Regions from separate parts of the Homo sapiens genome. Here region 1 is linked to region 2. The links are chromatin loops, found by intact Hi-C in ENCODE. Cell type or tissue: HepG2. All regions are shown on one strand. Links, peaks and the distances in the headings refer to the core of each region. The heading gives the core; the rest is flanking DNA. Region 1 has its middle 5.2 kb from the start of MIR4424. Region 2 has its middle 57 kb from the start of MIR4424.

Region 1 (8,341 bases), core at 14-8,013, 62 kb after region 2:
CTGATGCCAGAACAAGCTTGTAATTGTCTAAGTACATTTTGTGTTGCTATAAAGGAATGCCTGAGGCTGGGGAATTTACAAAGTAAAGAGGTTTATTTGGCTCATGGGTCTTCAGGCTGCACAAAAAATACGGTGCCAGCATCTGCTTCTGGTGAGGCCCTCAGATTGCTTCCACTCATAGTGGAAAGTGAAGCGAGAGCCATCTTGTGCAGAAATCACATGGCAAGAGAAGAAGCAGGGGTTGGGGAGGTCCCAGGCTCTTTTTAACAATCAGCTCTCTCTAATAGAGTGAGAACCCACTCATGCCTCCTCCCCTCAGGGAAGCCATGAATCTATTTACCAGGGATCTGCAAACCCCCGCCCCACACTGCCCGATTCAAACACCTCCCATTAGTTCCCACCTCCAACACTGGTGATCAAACTTCAACATAAGATTTGGAGGGGACAAACATCCAAACTATAGCAATAATGCTAATGAGACATCGCTATTTTGGCATTGTTGCCCCAGAAAGACACTGACCACTGCTAATCGGACAGCTCCTACAGGAATTAAGGATGCCAAGGACAGAATAACTATGCTGGGATGTTCCAATGCAGCATGTATGCATAAGTTACATAAGTGTAAACTTGCTGAGGTAGGGAAAAGCTTGCATCCTCACTGTTTCCAAAAAGTGAATTTCATACCAATCTATGATTATATTAAGAAAAAGGCATGGATCACCAGGAATATCTTTTCTGATTGATTTCACAAACATTTTGTACCAGTGGCATGTGCTCACTGCTGGGAAGCTGGGCTGGATGGCAATTGGAAGATTTCATTATTCCTTGACAACTGTTATGCTCATTCTCATCCGCCAGCTGAAATTCTCACCAAAAATAATGTTTATGCCACGTACTTTCCCCCAAATGTGACTCCATTATTTCAACCACATGACCAGGGAATTCTTAGATAAGAGTAAATATAAAAACACTTTCTTAAACAGCATTCTAACAGCAGTGGACAGAGGTGTGGGTGTGGAAGGTTTTCAAAAGGAGTTTAGCTATGTATACTATATATGCTTTTGCAATGCTTGGCACACAGTGACTAAAGTCACTGGCCTGGCATAACCTGTGTCCTACAACTATGTTCAGTGATGATGATAAACAAGATGGTGACTCTAAAGGATTCCATATGTCAAGTTAGAATAAAATGATGCCTGACCTCCTTACATATGCAAAAAATATACTTTTGGAGTCTCTAAGTAAGCTGGAAGAAGTGAATATTGAAGACTTTTTAACATCAATACCGAGGCTCCAGTTGTTCATTCACAGATTTATGGTAAAATAGCGAAAATGGTTCTGAATCAAGGTGATTGTGATCATAGTGATGACGAAGATGATGTTGTTAACACTGCAGAAAAAGTGCCTACAGATGACATGGTGCAAATGTGTGATGAGCTTATTGAAGGATTTGAGCAGTGTGCATTCATAATAGAACAAGAAATCATGTCTGTTTATAAAATCAAGAGAGACTTCTAAGGCAAAAACCATGGTCAATGAAGCAGATTAATCTGGAGGAAACACTTTAAAAAGCCAGCAGATGCCCCCTCATCCCTAGAGGACCCACTTCCTGGTCCTTCAACTTCTTTTGATGTTTCTTCTCACCTAAAAAAAAGAAATACAGGCTGGGCGTGGTGGCTCACGCCTGTAATCCCAGCACTTTGGGAGGCCAAGGTGGGTGGATCACCTGAGGTCGGGAGTTTGAGACCTGACCAACATGGAGAAACCCCGTCTCTACTAAAAATACAAAATTAGCTGGGCGTGGTGGCACACCTGTAATCCCAGCTACTTGGGAGGCTGAGGCAGGAGAATCGCTTGAACCCGGGAGGCGGAGGTTGTGGTGAGCTGAGATCGCGCCGTTGCCCTCCAGCCTGGGCAACAATAGCGAAACTCTGTCTCAAAAAAAAAAAGAAAGAAAGAAAAAGAAAAAGAAATACAGTGTAAAGTTGTAACTTTTTAATTGAAACGCAGCATTGTAGACAGAGAAGCAAAAACATTTGCTTCCTTTGTCGTTACCATTGTTTCACAGCTGATACAGGTATTCTGGCGATGCCACTGTGCTGCTTAGTTTCCCTGAACACATTATTTTTTCACTGTATTAATGATATTTCACATTTTTTATTGTAAGTACTAATGTGTGAATAAGTCTGAGAAAATGGTTGCTTATTGGTAGCATATAAATTCAGAGTCAGGAATGATGATGATGCCAAACAACCACAGATTGTCCACTTGGGTGGCTGAGATAGTGATACTTGTGCTTTCTGATGGTTCAGTGTACACAAATTTTGTTTTGTGCACAAAATTATTTAAAATATTGTATAAAATTACCTTCAGGCTATGTGTATAATGTATATATGAAACATAAATGAACTTTGTGTTTAGACTTGGCTCCCATCCCTAAGATATCTCATAATCTGGAAATATTTCAAAATCTGAAATCCAAAACACTTCTGGCCCCAAACATTTCAGATAAGGTATATTCAACCTGTATCTGCACTCCCATTCTCATTGAGCAGTATTCACAGTAGCCAAGATATGGAAATAATACAAGTGTCTGTCCACAGATGAATGGATAAAGAAAATGTTATACACACGCACATACACACACACGTGCACATACACACACACAGACACACACACACACATATTGGAATATCATTCAGCCATGAAAAAGGAAGAAGATCCCACGATTTGTGATAACAGGCTTGAACCTGGAGGAGATTATGCTAAGTGAATTAAGCTAGATATAGAAAGACAAATACTATATTATCTCACTTATATGTGGAATCTATACTAGTCAAACTCATAGAAGCAGAGAGTAGAATGGTGGTTGCCAGGGGCTGAGGCGAGGGGGAAGGGTTGTGGAGGGAGATGTTAACTGAAGGTACAGACTTTCAGTTCTAAGATTAATAAATTCTGGGAATTTACATACATCATGGTGACTATTGCATACTTTTTTTTTTTTTTTTTTGAGACTGAGTCTTGCTCTGTAACCCAGGCTGGAGTGCAGTGGCGCAAACTCAGCTCACTGTAACCTCTGCCTCCCAGACTCAAGTGATTCTGCCACCTCAGCCTCCTGAGTACCTGGGACTACAGGCATGCTCCACCACACTCAGCTAATTTTTGTATTTTTAGTAAATGGGGTTTCACCATGTTGGCCAGTCTGGTCTCAAACTCCTGACCTCAAGTGATCCTCCCACCTCAACCTCCCAAAGTGCTGGGATTACAGGCATGAACCACCACACCCGACCTATTGTGTACTTGAAATTTGCTGTGTGCATAGATCTTAAGTGTTCTCACCACAGGTGACAATGTGAGGTAATGGATATGTTAATCAGCTTGATTGTGGTAATCATTTCACTGTGTGTGTATACATATAAAACATACATATAATCAAATCTTTATTATATGGATAAAATCATCACATTGTACATGTTAGAGGTATACAATTTTTATTTTTTGATTATACCTTAATAAGGCTAGAAAAGTTAAACCATTTTTCAAAATAAAAAATTAAAAACAATAAAATGTAAATGCTCATTTTAAAAATCAGAGAAGTAGATATAAGAAAAAAGGAAAAAGTATCCATAGTGCTACCATCCTTCATCTTCAAGTCTTTGCTCAAATATCACTTTCTCAGTGAGGCTTTTCAGGACACGTGGTTTAAACTTGTTGCACTACCACTTCCACATACACAAATGCTGGGTTCTTCTGATCTTTAGCACTTCAGGATGTGTGAATCACTGTTTAATTTATGTCTTTGTTCATTGTCTATATTCCTACCCAGAATTTAGGCTCCATGAGGTCAAGGACTTTGTCCACTTTGTTCACTGTTTTATCCTTAGTGCCTGTACATTGTTGGTCTTGAATAAACGTTTGTTGGAGGAATCCAAACACAAGTACTGTTAACATTTAGACTTTTTTCTTCTAGTTTTCTAGGCAGCAAGTTTTACTATTTTGTAACAGGATGGAACACTAACATCTATTCAATGCCAGGCACTGCGCTAGGGATTTTACATACTATATTTCATTTTATCTCTCAAAACCCCTCAAAGATATTATCCCTGATTTACAGATGAGAAAAACAAAAGCTCAAAGATATTAATATGCTCAAGTTCACACCCTAGGAAATTGAAACTGGATTCAAATCAAAATCCATGACTCTAAGTCTGTGCAATTTCACTGCATCATTGTCCTCTATATAGTTGTACTCTAGCTGTATCTGTATTCATATTTATCTTTTTCCACTTAGTTTTATATCCTAAGTATTTCCTCATGTCATCACATTCCATTTCCTATTTTAATGGAAAAAGCTAACTGTATAAATGAGGGTCATACTAGAGATAGCAGTAATATACATTGGCTGAAGGTCATAAACACCTATCATTTAAGCGTTTCATTATGAACTTTCCTAAAAATCATATTTAATCTAACCTTCGTGCTTTTATCCAAAAGCTCATCCCTACTCCTGTTCACCTACCCATATTTGTATTACTTGGGATTCTCAGATTCAACCTAATCACTTAAGTTTTTGTTTTTTAGGGAGGTTATTTATGATAAGACACAAGATTCACTCACAGATTTGAAGCTGAACAGTTAAGCCTTGAAAAAGTCCTCTGGCCCTTGGCCATTGGGGCTTGCTTACCATCCCCTGCCTTTGAATTTCTGCCTGTTGGCATCATCCTCTCAGACCAGCTTTGAAGACATAGCTGCCTTGGGCACACATCCTTGCAGCTCTCTGACTAGAGAAAAAAGGAATATCTTTCTTCCGCTTGAGTCTGAAAATGAGTGGTAAAAAGACACTGAATGACCTGGGCGGGACTTTGTGCCTATCTAGAGACCAGTCAATGTGCCCAGAAGAAAGAAGAACACTGATTAACTCAACTTGAGCATGTGCCATACCTCTGAAGTACTTCATGATTAGTAGCCCCCACATGGTTTTAAGGAGCATTTGCCAGAAAAAAAAAAATGCCTGTTCTGTACAGACAAAAGGTTGAATGCCCCTCTATAGGCCACCGCACCTGGCCTCAGGTGCTTTTTGAGTGGACTGAACTTCACGATCATTACCTCACATCCTCACATCACAGGTCAAATCCTGTCTCCTTTCTTGATGACTTCATTCATTATGAGAAAAGGTTCATGGAGCGCCTACCATGTGGTAGGCATTGCTAGGTTCTGGAGACATCCATTTACTCATTCAGTCAGTCAGCAATTTTTATTCAGAGCTTTCTGTGCCAAGTACTATGCTAAGTTGCTGGGGGACACAGCAGTGAGGAAGACAGATGAGATCTCTGCCCTCTCAGAACTTGTGTCATGTCGGCCAGGCGTGATGGCTCATGCCTGTAATCCCAACACTTTGGGAGGCTGAGGAGAGTAGATCACCTGAGGCTGGGAGCTTGAAACTAGCCTGGCCAACATGGCGAAACCCTATCTCTACTAAAAATACAAAAAATTAGCTGAATGTGGTTGCACATGCCTGTAATTCCAGCTACTCAGGAGGCCGAGGCTGGAGAACTGCTTGAACCTGGGAGACAGAGGTTGCAGGAAGCCAAGATCACACCACTGCACACCAGCCTGGGCAACAGAGCGAGACTCTGCATCAAAAAAAAAAAAAAAAAAAAAAAAAAAGCAAAATTTATGTGGGGACAACAGTTAATAAACAAGTAGATAAATGAAACAATTACAGATTGTGAGAAGAAATGAAGAGATGAAAAGCGTACCTTATTCAGAGAATGATGAGGGTGGGCATGGGGGAGGGTGTCTGCTTGGGTGGTGAAGGCCAGGCTCTCTGAAGAGCTGATACTGGAAAACTTAACCAACCCATGTGTCCTCCTTTTGAAGCCCTCACAGGCCTTGGCATAGAGGCTGAGCACATGAAGATCTGCTAAAGTGAATGGGAAACTAGGGAAATGAAAATAAATATCTAGCTTAGTGTAAAAGTAAGGAAATATTTTTTGAAAATTGAAACCTGTTGGGTAAAGGTCATGCTCTCTTAGAGCTTTTGAAAAAAAACACATCATTTAACAGTCATTAAGAAAAAATGTGTGACCACAGGAACTGCAGAGTTCATAGGTTTCAATACATATTTCAAAACAAGCCTCAGAAATAACAATCCAATGTGTCATTGCTATACAACTCCTTGAAAAATAAATCCACAACAAAAGGAAAAAAATAAGACTATTTTGCAGTCCAGATATCTAAGTATTAAAGAACTTATAGGAGCCTCTGAAAATCCAGTAGGCATGTTTATGTCTTTATGATGATCTTCTCCCCTGGATAAATTTGTTTTTAGAAAGAACTAAAAACTTCTATTTTGAGATTGCTCTGTACACATGCATGATATTTGACCATGTAGAGTCATGAACATGCTCTGTCTATACATTCACATACATAAAGACAGGGGGATGTGGAAAGGATATGGATTTAGTCAGATAGAATTGGGTCCCAATTCTGGTTCCAGTACTTTTTTTTTTTTTTGAAACGCAGCTTCACTCTGTCATCCAGGCTGTATTGCAATGGTGTGATCTCAGCTCACTGCAACACCCGCCTCCCAGGTTCAAGCGATTCTCCTGCCTCAGCCTCCTGAGTAGCTGGAATTGCAGGCACCCACTGCCACACCTGGCTAATTTTTGTATTTTTAGCAGAGACGGGGTTCACCATGTTGGCCAGGCTGGTCTTGAACTCCTGACCTCAGGTGATCCACCAGCCCCAGCCTCCCAAACTGCTGGGATTACAGGCATGAGCCACCGCGCCCGGCCTGGTTCCACCACTTATTAGCTGTGTGATTTTGAACAAGTTATTTGACTTTTCCAGGCCTCATTTCTCATCTGTGAAATAGAGGTAATAATAACTTCACAGGGTTTTCTGAAGTTTTCATTAAATCAGATGTGTTGAATGCTAGGTAGATGTATTGAATGTGAAACAGAGGCAAACCCTAATGAATGGTATTTATTCATTTATTTAAGATTTACTTATTTACTAGGCCTGGACAAGACATAATCTCATTTCTATTACTCTTACAGTCTATGAAAGAGAAAATTCAGAATATTTCGTTTGCTTCTGATTCTGATCACACTAGAAACATTAAATGACAACCACTACTATTTCATTAACATATCAGGAGTCAATTGGAACAAGTTCAGCTGTGAAATAATTTTGAAAAGGTTAAGTGTTTTTCTGTTCTTTCTGCTTTAGCTCAGAACATACATGGGATACATTTAATTATTCATGTGTAAAGGAAAGATCCCAAATAACATTCAGTCAAACCAGTATTTTCACAGGCCAGAGGGGCCTTGGCCATCTGTGTGAGTGTTGTTGCCTCTCCTAAGTTTTCTGCTCATTCCTGCATCTGTGATCTGGTTCAAGGTGCTTTTTTCTTTTTAATTTTTCACTTTTTATTTTTTTATTTGAGATAGGGTTTCACTCCTGTCACCCAGGCTGGAGTGCAGTGGCACGATCTTGGCTCACTGCAGCCTCCGTCTCCCACACTTAAGCGATTCTCCTGTCTCAACCTCCTGAGTAGCTGGGACTACAGGCACATGCCACTACATCTGGCTAATTTTTTTTTTTTTTTTTTTTTTTTTTTAGTAGAGACAGGGTTTTGGCATGTTGCCTAGGCTAGTCTCAAACTCCTGAGCTCAAGTGATCTGCCCACCTTAGCCTCCCAAAGTGCTGGGATTACAGGTATGAGACACCACACCTGGCCTCAAGTGCTTTTTGACAGGACTGAACTTCACATCTACTCATCTCAATTTCATTCATCCTCCTACCTAGTTATTCATCCTCCTTACCTAGTTACTCATTCCATCTGCCATCATAGCTTTGGTTTTAGGGAAAGGGGATTTCACAGTTCTTTTGTTCCATCAACAAACAATATTTACTCTTGAATGTCTCAAATTTTTCTCACCTTTTTATAAGCAGGAATTCCCCCTTAAATTGTCTCAGCCCGTCTTTAAGTCATGCTGCCTCAAAAATGGAGTACTGGTATCTTATAGTTACTTATAGTGACTTGGTCCATATTCCACCTAAAGTAGAAATCTTTAAAATATCCTACTTGAGATGATGGGGCAATCAATACTTGAAGACATAGCCAAGTCCTTATGGGTAGCTCTAATCTTAAGAAAGGTTTTCTTTTCGTTAAACAGTTCACACAGGCTATCTCTGGAGAGTAGAGATGGAGGAAGGTGAGAGGCAGGAAAGGAAAGGGAAAGGAGGAGAAAGATTTTCAAGTTTCATAATATACCCTTTTGTTATGAATGTATTTTTTCCCTTGTGGGTGAATTACTTAAATTTAATCAAAATC
Region 2 (8,341 bases), core at 15-8,014:
CGCACCACCATGCCTGGCTAATTTTTGTGTTTTTAGTAGATACAGGGTTTTGCCATGTTGGCCAGGCTGGTCTCAAACTCCTGACCGGAAGTGATCCGCCCGCCTCAGTTGCATTTTTAATACTCACCACCACCACCACCACCATTATTCTTTCCCCTGCTGTGTGATTTGTATATGAATAGTCCAGGGATGACACTTGGAGAAATACTGGGGTAAAGGTGAAGTAAGACACTTCAAAAGAACTTCAGAAATGGCCCTTCAGAAGAATAAATTGGATCCTGACAGTTTGAGATTAAATATCCAACATATTTCATTGATTTAAGTGATAAGCTTAAATAAGCTAATGAATGGATGATGTACTGAAAGATAGTGCCCACATAAATTTACTACAGAAAAAGATGTTCATTGTAAAAGTTGCTTCTAGAATTGGTTGAAAGTAAGAAAGACCTTTTGCTTTCCACTGCAACTTAGCTCCCTCTAATCCTATTTTGGGACAGTGTTTCTGGCTTCACTCCTTCTCTGACATGATTTCTGTACTGCATTAATGTTCTTCTTCTGTTTTTTGTTTGTTTGTTTGTTTTGTTTTGTTTTGTTTTTCCATTTTGGGGAGATTGATGGAGTCTTGTCATTTTAACAAGGCTGTGTACTAAGCCATGTGGGCATACCACAGGCCAGATGGATGAGTAAGAAACAAAGCTTCAAAGATTCTGGAAACCACTGGTGTATCCAAGAAGGGAAGTAATAGAGCTGTTGTCAATCAATAGCCATGGAATCAAATGATAGCAATTTTGTCACTCAGCATAGATTGCATGAGGCTAGCCCAGGGCTAAATTATTTTCTTTTTATTTTTTATTTTTATTTATTTTTATTTTATTTTTTTTCTGAGACAGAGTTTCTCTCTTGTTGCCCAGGCTGGAGTGCAATGGCATGATCTCAGCTCACTGCAACCTCTGCCTCCCCAGTTCAAGCGATTCTCCTGCCTCAGCCTCCCGAGTAGCTGGGATTACAGGCATGCACCACTGTGCCGAGCTAATTTTTTTATTTTTAGTAGAGACCGGGGTTTCACCATGTTGGTCAGGCTGGTCTCAAACTCCTGACCGCAAGTGATCCACCCGCCTTGGCCACCGAAAGTGCTGGGATTATAGGCCTGAGCCACGGTGCCCGGCTGGCTAAATTATTAAATCACTGAATTTGACTTTGATGTCTCCATGATCTCCACTTTCTGATCATTCCTATTATCCCCGCCTTCTATCCTCAGCAGGGACTTAGGACTCCCACTATGATAGCCCATCCTGCCCTTTCTGATCAGCCTGAACAGGGAACTTGTTCTTTTCTATGACGACACCCCAACTGCACACTGGCCCATTGTCTGTAATGGTAGAGGAAATGGCGGGGATGAGTAAGAGGGGTTTTTAATTTTCTAATTTTCCTAATCAACAAATTTCTGCTGGGTTTAATGTGTTGCTCCTCCTAGCTTACTGGGGACTTTCTGGCAAGAAGATGTCTTGATCCTGAAGAATAAAGCTTCCAGAAATTATAGACACCTCAAGCAGCCTTGGAGCAGAGGTGGGTGGGGGCTGGAGGAGAAATTCTCAGGTAGCAGCCCTCCCTAAGACACGCCAGCCTGGGAGAAGGTAGTACTGACAATTCTGCTCATTTCCAAGGGGTTCATTTATCTGGGGACTGCATGGCGCCAGTCTGGGGACTCACCAGTAAAATGACTCTTCCTAGCCCACCAGTCTCTAGTTCCTGAAATAGAGGACAATGTATGTCATTGAATCTTCTCAGCACCCACAGAAGGAAGGTGTTGTACCACCCCTTGCACAGTTGTAGACCACTGGAGTCTTTCAAAGCTGTACAAACTGGGAAGGTTAAATTCATCGGTGCCAAGGATTAACTATACTGACCCTAAATTCGTCTGTTATCCTGAATTTAAAAAGAAAAACTATCTAGCTGGGCGCCGTGGCTTATGCCTATAATCCCAACAGTTTGGGAGGCTGAGGTGGGCGGATCACTTGAGGCCAGGCGTTCGAGACCAGCCTGGCCAACATGGCAAAACCATTTCTACTAAAAATACAAAAATGAGCTGGGCGTAGTGGTGCATGCCTGTAATCCCACCTACTCAGGATGCTAAGATGGGAGAATTGCTTGAACCCGGGAGGAGGAGGTTGCAGTGAGCCAAGATTGCACCACTGCACTCCAGCCTGGATGACAGAGCGAGACTCTGTCAAGAAAGAGAGAGAGAAGGAAGGAAGGAAGGAAGGAAGGAAGGGAAAGAAAGAAGGAAAGGGAAAGGAAAGAAAAGGAAAAGAAAAGAAAGAAAGAAAAAGAAAGGAAGGAAGGGAGAGAGAGAGAGGGAGGGAAGAAGGGAGGAAGGGAGAAAAGAGACGAAAGAGGAAAGAGAGACTATCCCACCTCCAGGGGTAGACCCTGATTAGTCCAAGTCAATTAATGTAAGTCTGATTCCCTTGCCACAGTGATTGGTTCTGTCAGAACTAAACCAATCAGTCATGGCAATCCCCTGGCTACATTTGACCTAATTCAGGGCGATGAAAAGCAAGATATCAGAGGCCTTCTGGGGAAGGAGCTTTATCATTTTTATGAGAGGGCTGTAGACATGATTCTCTCTCTCCCTTTCTCTGAAAATTGATAAGGAAGCATGTACTAACTATCTTTTTGTTAGCAGCCATCTTGCCCCATGAGAGAAAGGCAGTATTAAAATGAGACTGGCACCAAAAGCAGAACAAAGACCAAGCTGCCAAGTCAAACTAACACTGAGCCCACCCCACCTCTGCACTTCCAGCTATGTGAACAGTGTATGAGTTAGGATCAGGTTCAGTTGCAAGTAACCAGAAACCCCAAACAAGAGTGGCTTCAACAAGTTTAAGTTTTATTTATTTCCCAGGCCAAAAAAAAAAAAAAAAAAAAAAATTTCCAGGGAGAGCATACCTTTTGTCTGGTAGCTCTGTCAGCTAAATTAACACATAATGTATTTCCCCCATCCAAGATGGCTTCTCCAACTCCAGCCATCACACCCAAATCCCGTCAGCAAGGAGAAAAGGAAATGATCCTTCCCAGAAGAGGCGTATAGCACTTCTGCTTGTATGCTAGGAGTTAATTACACAGCCACACCCAGCTTCAGGTGAGGCTGAGAGACTTGTCTTTATTCTGGGAGGCCACGTGACTGGCTAAACCTTGGAGACTGTGCTCCTAGTAGAAGAAGAAAATGGATATTAGAGGATAACTAGAGGCAATTTGAGTTGGGTTTCCTGTTACTTGCAATCAAATATACCCTAATTGGTACAACCTCAGAAACTCCTTTTTACCTGCCATCTGCAATCACATGTTGAAGGATAAAAATGAGAGACTTTTCACTGGGAGCCCCTCAAGATTTTCTCCTCAGGCTTAGGACAGCACCTGGCACATAGAGGCACTTGATAAACATTTTCTAAATTAAAGAAAATTAACTAAGGGGATTCAAATAGAGAGAGTTCAATAGAATTGCTTTTTGACTTGTCAGCTCTAGCCTTGGGCAAGTCCTAAAATCTTCTGAGCCTCGGCTTCCTTGCCTGTTAATGAAAGTAATACTTACCTTCAACCATTGTTATAAATGTTAGTGACAACGCAAAGTGCCTAGCACAATTCCTGGCACATGCCCATGGTTGACACACACACCACATATAAGTATTTTTTAAAATTACGATTATGTGATTAGATGTTTTGAAGGAACCCTGAAGTTGAGAAACAAAGGATTCTGGCAATGTTTCAAACCTACGCAAACTCTATGGACTATTATTAATTCTTATTCTTAACAATGGAAAATATGAATGCTGGATTCAAAGAAAATAATACTTTGAAGAGATTTTTTCATTAAAACTCTGAAGACTTCTCAGATATCAAATGGTTATTTAGTGAGTAGAGTGTGAATGAATCAGAACATACATATTGAATTCATGTTGGAGCCCATAGAACATATGCTTTGCACTCACCTGCTGTCCTAGGACTGAAAAAACAGTGTGATGTTCTGCTAAACCCTAAATGACCTTGTATTGGTCCGTTTGCATTGCTATAAAGGAATACCTGAGGCTGGGTAATTTATAAAGAAAAGAGGTTTATTTGGCTCACAGTTCTGCAGGCTGTAAAAGCATGGCAGCAGCATCTGCTTGGCTTCTGGGGAGGCCTCAGGAAGCTTACAATCATGGCAGAAGGTAAAGGGAGGGACAGTGTATCACATGGCAAGAGAGAGAGAGAGGATGAGGCACCAGGCTCCTCTAAACAACTGGCTCTCATGTGAGCTAACAGAGTGGGAACTCACTCATTACCATGGGGAGGGCACCAAGCCATTCACTAGGGATCCACCCCCATGATCCAACATCTCCCACTGGGCCCCACCTCCAACACTGGAGGTCACATTTCAACATGAGATCTGGAGGGAACAAACATCCAGACCCCATCAGACCTTGAACTTAGCAAACAGACCAAGTGATGAAGAACCACAGGTCACTTTTCAGGACATTCAGCGATTTACAACTCACTCTGATTTGTGATCTTTTTTTGTTTGTTTGTTTTCATTGATTTGGTTTAGAAACCTGAAGGGGAAAATAGAACTATCCCCTTTGTTCACCCACCCACCTGCCAAGGTGTGAAAACAGATGGAAATGTCACTTCTGTGAAGACACCCTCTGATAAGACATGAGACCTCACAGGTGCATAAAAAATTCAGAGTTAGCTTTTAGGTCAAAGCACAGATAAAGCTGTTAGTAAGAGAGCAAAAAGAGAGGCGTGAAGGAGGTTTCTAATGTTAATGGTGACCAACTGTCCAGGCTTCCCTTGTGGAGATGAGGAAACGGCCTCTCAGAGAAATGGTCATTCTTCGCAGGGGTGGTAGCGAACGAACAGAGTGGGGGCAAGAGGCAGTTTCCCATTTCACAGTCCAGTAGACGCTGGCAACAAGGATGTTTAAAAAGACAAGGAAATCTACTTGCAAGGGCAGCACACTAGTTTTAAAGGGTGGCTAGTGCATTAGTGTTTGTGAGGTACTTTCACACATTGAACACTCACACACATTGGACACATGCACTGGCCTTTCACACACATCGGATAGTCACTCATACCAGAGGAGGAGTCGGACTGGGAGAAGTTAAGTGATTTGTCCAAGGGAGAAAAACTGCTCAGAGGTGTGTGACTTCAGATACTCTCCTCTTCTCACTCTACACACAGACATGTCAGAGGCAACATCATTGTGTTTCTTTTTTAAAAGAAGAAAGAAATGCATATTTGTTGTTCTGGTACCATCATCTCCATTTGCTGAATATCTTTGGGGGGAAAAGTCTCCTTTCGAATTCATGAACCGATCTCCAGATTTTCGTGTGTGTGGAGGTGACTGACTCTCTGCCTAGGAGAGGGTCTGTTGCGTCACTTCGTTGGCCTTTCCTTCCCAGTCTCCCGCTCGCCTCCCTGCATGGGCCCTCATTGCCTCACCCCTAAACATCACAGTGGGTCTTTGACGGCCCCTGCAGCCACAACACTCCTGATGAAATGCTGCGCAAACGCAGAAAGCTCCAGACCTAAATTTGATATCAAAATGTTAAAATGTGTGTCATCAAAATGGTCAGTATGTTCTTTCTGTTTTTGTTTTGTTTTGGAGATGGAGTCTCACTCATTCTGTTGCCCAGGCTGGAGTGCAGTGCCACAATCTCAGCTCACTGCAGTCTCCGCTTGCCAGGTTCAAGCGATTCTCCTGCCTCAGCCTCCCTAGTAGCTGGGATTACAGGCGCACGCCACCACGCCCAGCTAGTTTTTGTATTTTTAGTAGAGACAGGGTTTCACCATGTTGGCCAGGCTGGTGTTGAATTCCCGGCCTCAAGTGATCCACCCACCTTAGCCTCCCAAAGTGCTGTGGTTACAGGCGTGAGCCACAGCGCCTGGCTTAAATTGTCAGTGTGTTCTAACCAGTGGGCTCTAATCCTTGTCTAATTGTTCCTCCCTCTCAGGGTAGTTCAATCTTTTGGCTTCCCTGGGCCACACTGGAAGGAGAATTGTCAGGGGCCCCACATAAAATACACTAACACTAACGATAGCTGATGAGGTAAAATAAATAAATAAATAAAAATTAATCGCAAAAAATCTCATGTTTTAAGAAAGTTTAGGAACTCATGTTGGGTTGCATCCAAAGCCATTGCAGGCACCACGGGTCGGACAAGCTTGCTCTAGATTGACTCAAAGTATAATTTATCTCATTTTTTCAAAGGGAAAATCCTCTTTCTCAAAATTGTAGACCTCTTAAGTTTGCTGGGTAGACCATCAAAAACATTAAGCTCTGTTCCTAAAAAATGGCAGGTTTGGGGCTCTGTCCAAGGTTGACTTTGCAGTATTGACCACCAATTGGTGCTTTTTACCCTCATGGAGAAATTGATCTTTCTTTGACCCTTCATTATGTTGACCAGAACCAGTGATGTGCTGGAACCACTTAACTAGCTCATGAGAACTGATCCTTAAGTTTTCAGGAATTTTGCAAACTGGTTGTTAAAAAAATAATCATTATTCACAATGAAATTAAATAAGCTTACAGCTAAATTATATTAAAAACAAATGTAATAATGCATAAAATGTGTAACTTTCTATTTTACCAATATTTTATTTACTAATATTTTACTGATATCTAATACCTATTATCTTGAGATTATTTAGGCCTATTGTATCGATATGGCGGAAACATCATAAAATAGTGTGCTCTTGTGTTTTTCTCCCTAACTCTGCATTTAGTAACATCACATTGGTAGCATGAAATCAGCCATGGAGAGAGTGTTTGCCCCACAGAAACTGGAAGTTGAAAAGGCTGTAAATCAGCCGGGCGAGGTGGCTCACGTCTGTAATCCAGCACTTTGGGAGGCCAAGGCAGGTGGATCACTTGAGATCAGGAGTTCAAGACTAGCCTGGCCAACATGGAGAAAACCTGTGTCTACTAAAAATACAAAAATTAGCTGGCGTGGTGGTGGGCACCTGTAGTCCCAGCTACTCGGGAGGCTGAGGCAGGAGAATCGCTTGAACCTGGGAGGCAGAGGTTGCAGTGAGCTAAGATCGTGCCACTGCACTCCAGCCTGGGCGACAGAGTGAGACGCTGTCTTAAAAAAAAAAGGAAAGAAAAAGCTGTAAATCAGGACTTTATTTCAGAGAGCTAGCTATTTTTTATGCATTTACCAGCATACCATTGACCAGCTGCAAACCAAGCAACGGGAGCATATTGAGATCACTGTTTTTAAGACTATTGCAAAATCTTGTTTATAATACCAACCGCTGAATCAAGGTGTGGAAAAATGACTTTGAAGGACCAGATGAGTGTTAGGCAATGTAAAATAAGGGTGCATTTGGGCCATCCACTCTTTTTTTTTTTTTTTTTTTTTTGAGACAGGGTCTTCCTCTGATGCTTAGGCTGGAGTGCAGTGTCACAATCACAGCTCACTGCAGCTTCAACCTCCCACAGCTCAAGCAATCCTCCCAGCTCAGCCTTCTGAGTAGCTGGGACTACAGGCACATCCCATCACTCCTGACTAATTCTTTTGTATTTTTTGTAAAGATGGGGTCTCACTTTGTTGCCCAGGCTGGTCTCAAACTCCTGGCCTCAAATGATCCTCCTGCCTTGGCCTCCCAAAGTGCTGGGATTACAGCTGTGAGCCACCATGCCCAGCCCCTTGTTTCTTTTGATGTAGATCCTAATGGCGTATACCACTTTTAGATTGCATAGACACACCCCGTTCCATAATTAACAGCAGGTATAGTTTCATTATCAAAAAGCAGCAAAAGAAAATAGTGCTGGCTGGGCATGGTGGCTCACACATGTAATCCCAGCACTTTGGGAGGCCTAGGCAGGTGGATCACGAGGTCAGGAGTTCAAGACCAGCCTGGCCAAGATGGTGAAACCCCGTCTCTACTAAAAATACAAAAAATTAGCCGGGCGTGGTGGCACGCGCCTGTAATCCTAGCTACTCTGGAGGCTGAGGCAGAGAATTGCTTAAACCTGGAGGGGCGGAGGTTGCAGTGAGCCGAGATCACGCCACTGCACTCCAGCCTGGGCGACACAGTGAGACTCCATCTCCAAAAAAAAAAAGAAAAGAAAAGAAAAGAAAATAGTGTTGGCATTTATCCATTTTCAAAAAGAAAAGTTTAACCTCAACAACCAAAGACGTTACACAAAAATTACTGTTTAGGGCAGGCAGCCACCAACATTATCAAACATGTTCATGACATAACTTTAATCCCTCCAATGGTTTTTTGTGTCTATTTCATCCTACAAGACACACAGGGAATGAATTGTTCTGGTAGTCCAGGGGAAGGGAAGTGC

Evidence for each region. Peaks named below come from ENCODE experiments on the same cell type or tissue, not always from the same donor. Only the 100,000 strongest peaks of a DNase experiment are listed, where the experiment ranks them.
Region 1: a loop joins it to region 2, with 2.0 times the contacts of the local background. A loop is called at or near these places in 6 of 110 quality-filtered maps.

The regions. Positions count from the first base shown.
Region 1 is chr1:178,678,806-178,687,146 of GRCh38, forward strand. No RefSeq gene overlaps it. Among named protein-coding and RNA genes, the nearest start is that of MIR4424, 5.2 kb to the left of the region's middle. RefSeq lists enhancers at 3,056-3,616, 5,166-6,365. In HepG2, for the core only: no CTCF peak of the experiment used is centred there; DNase peaks (open chromatin) are centred at 3,836 and 6,076.
Region 2 is chr1:178,616,594-178,624,934 of GRCh38, forward strand. No RefSeq gene overlaps it. Among named protein-coding and RNA genes, the nearest start is that of MIR4424, 57 kb to the right of the region's middle. In HepG2, for the core only: no CTCF peak of the experiment used is centred there; a DNase peak (open chromatin) is centred at 4,418; H3K4me3 peaks cover 632 bases.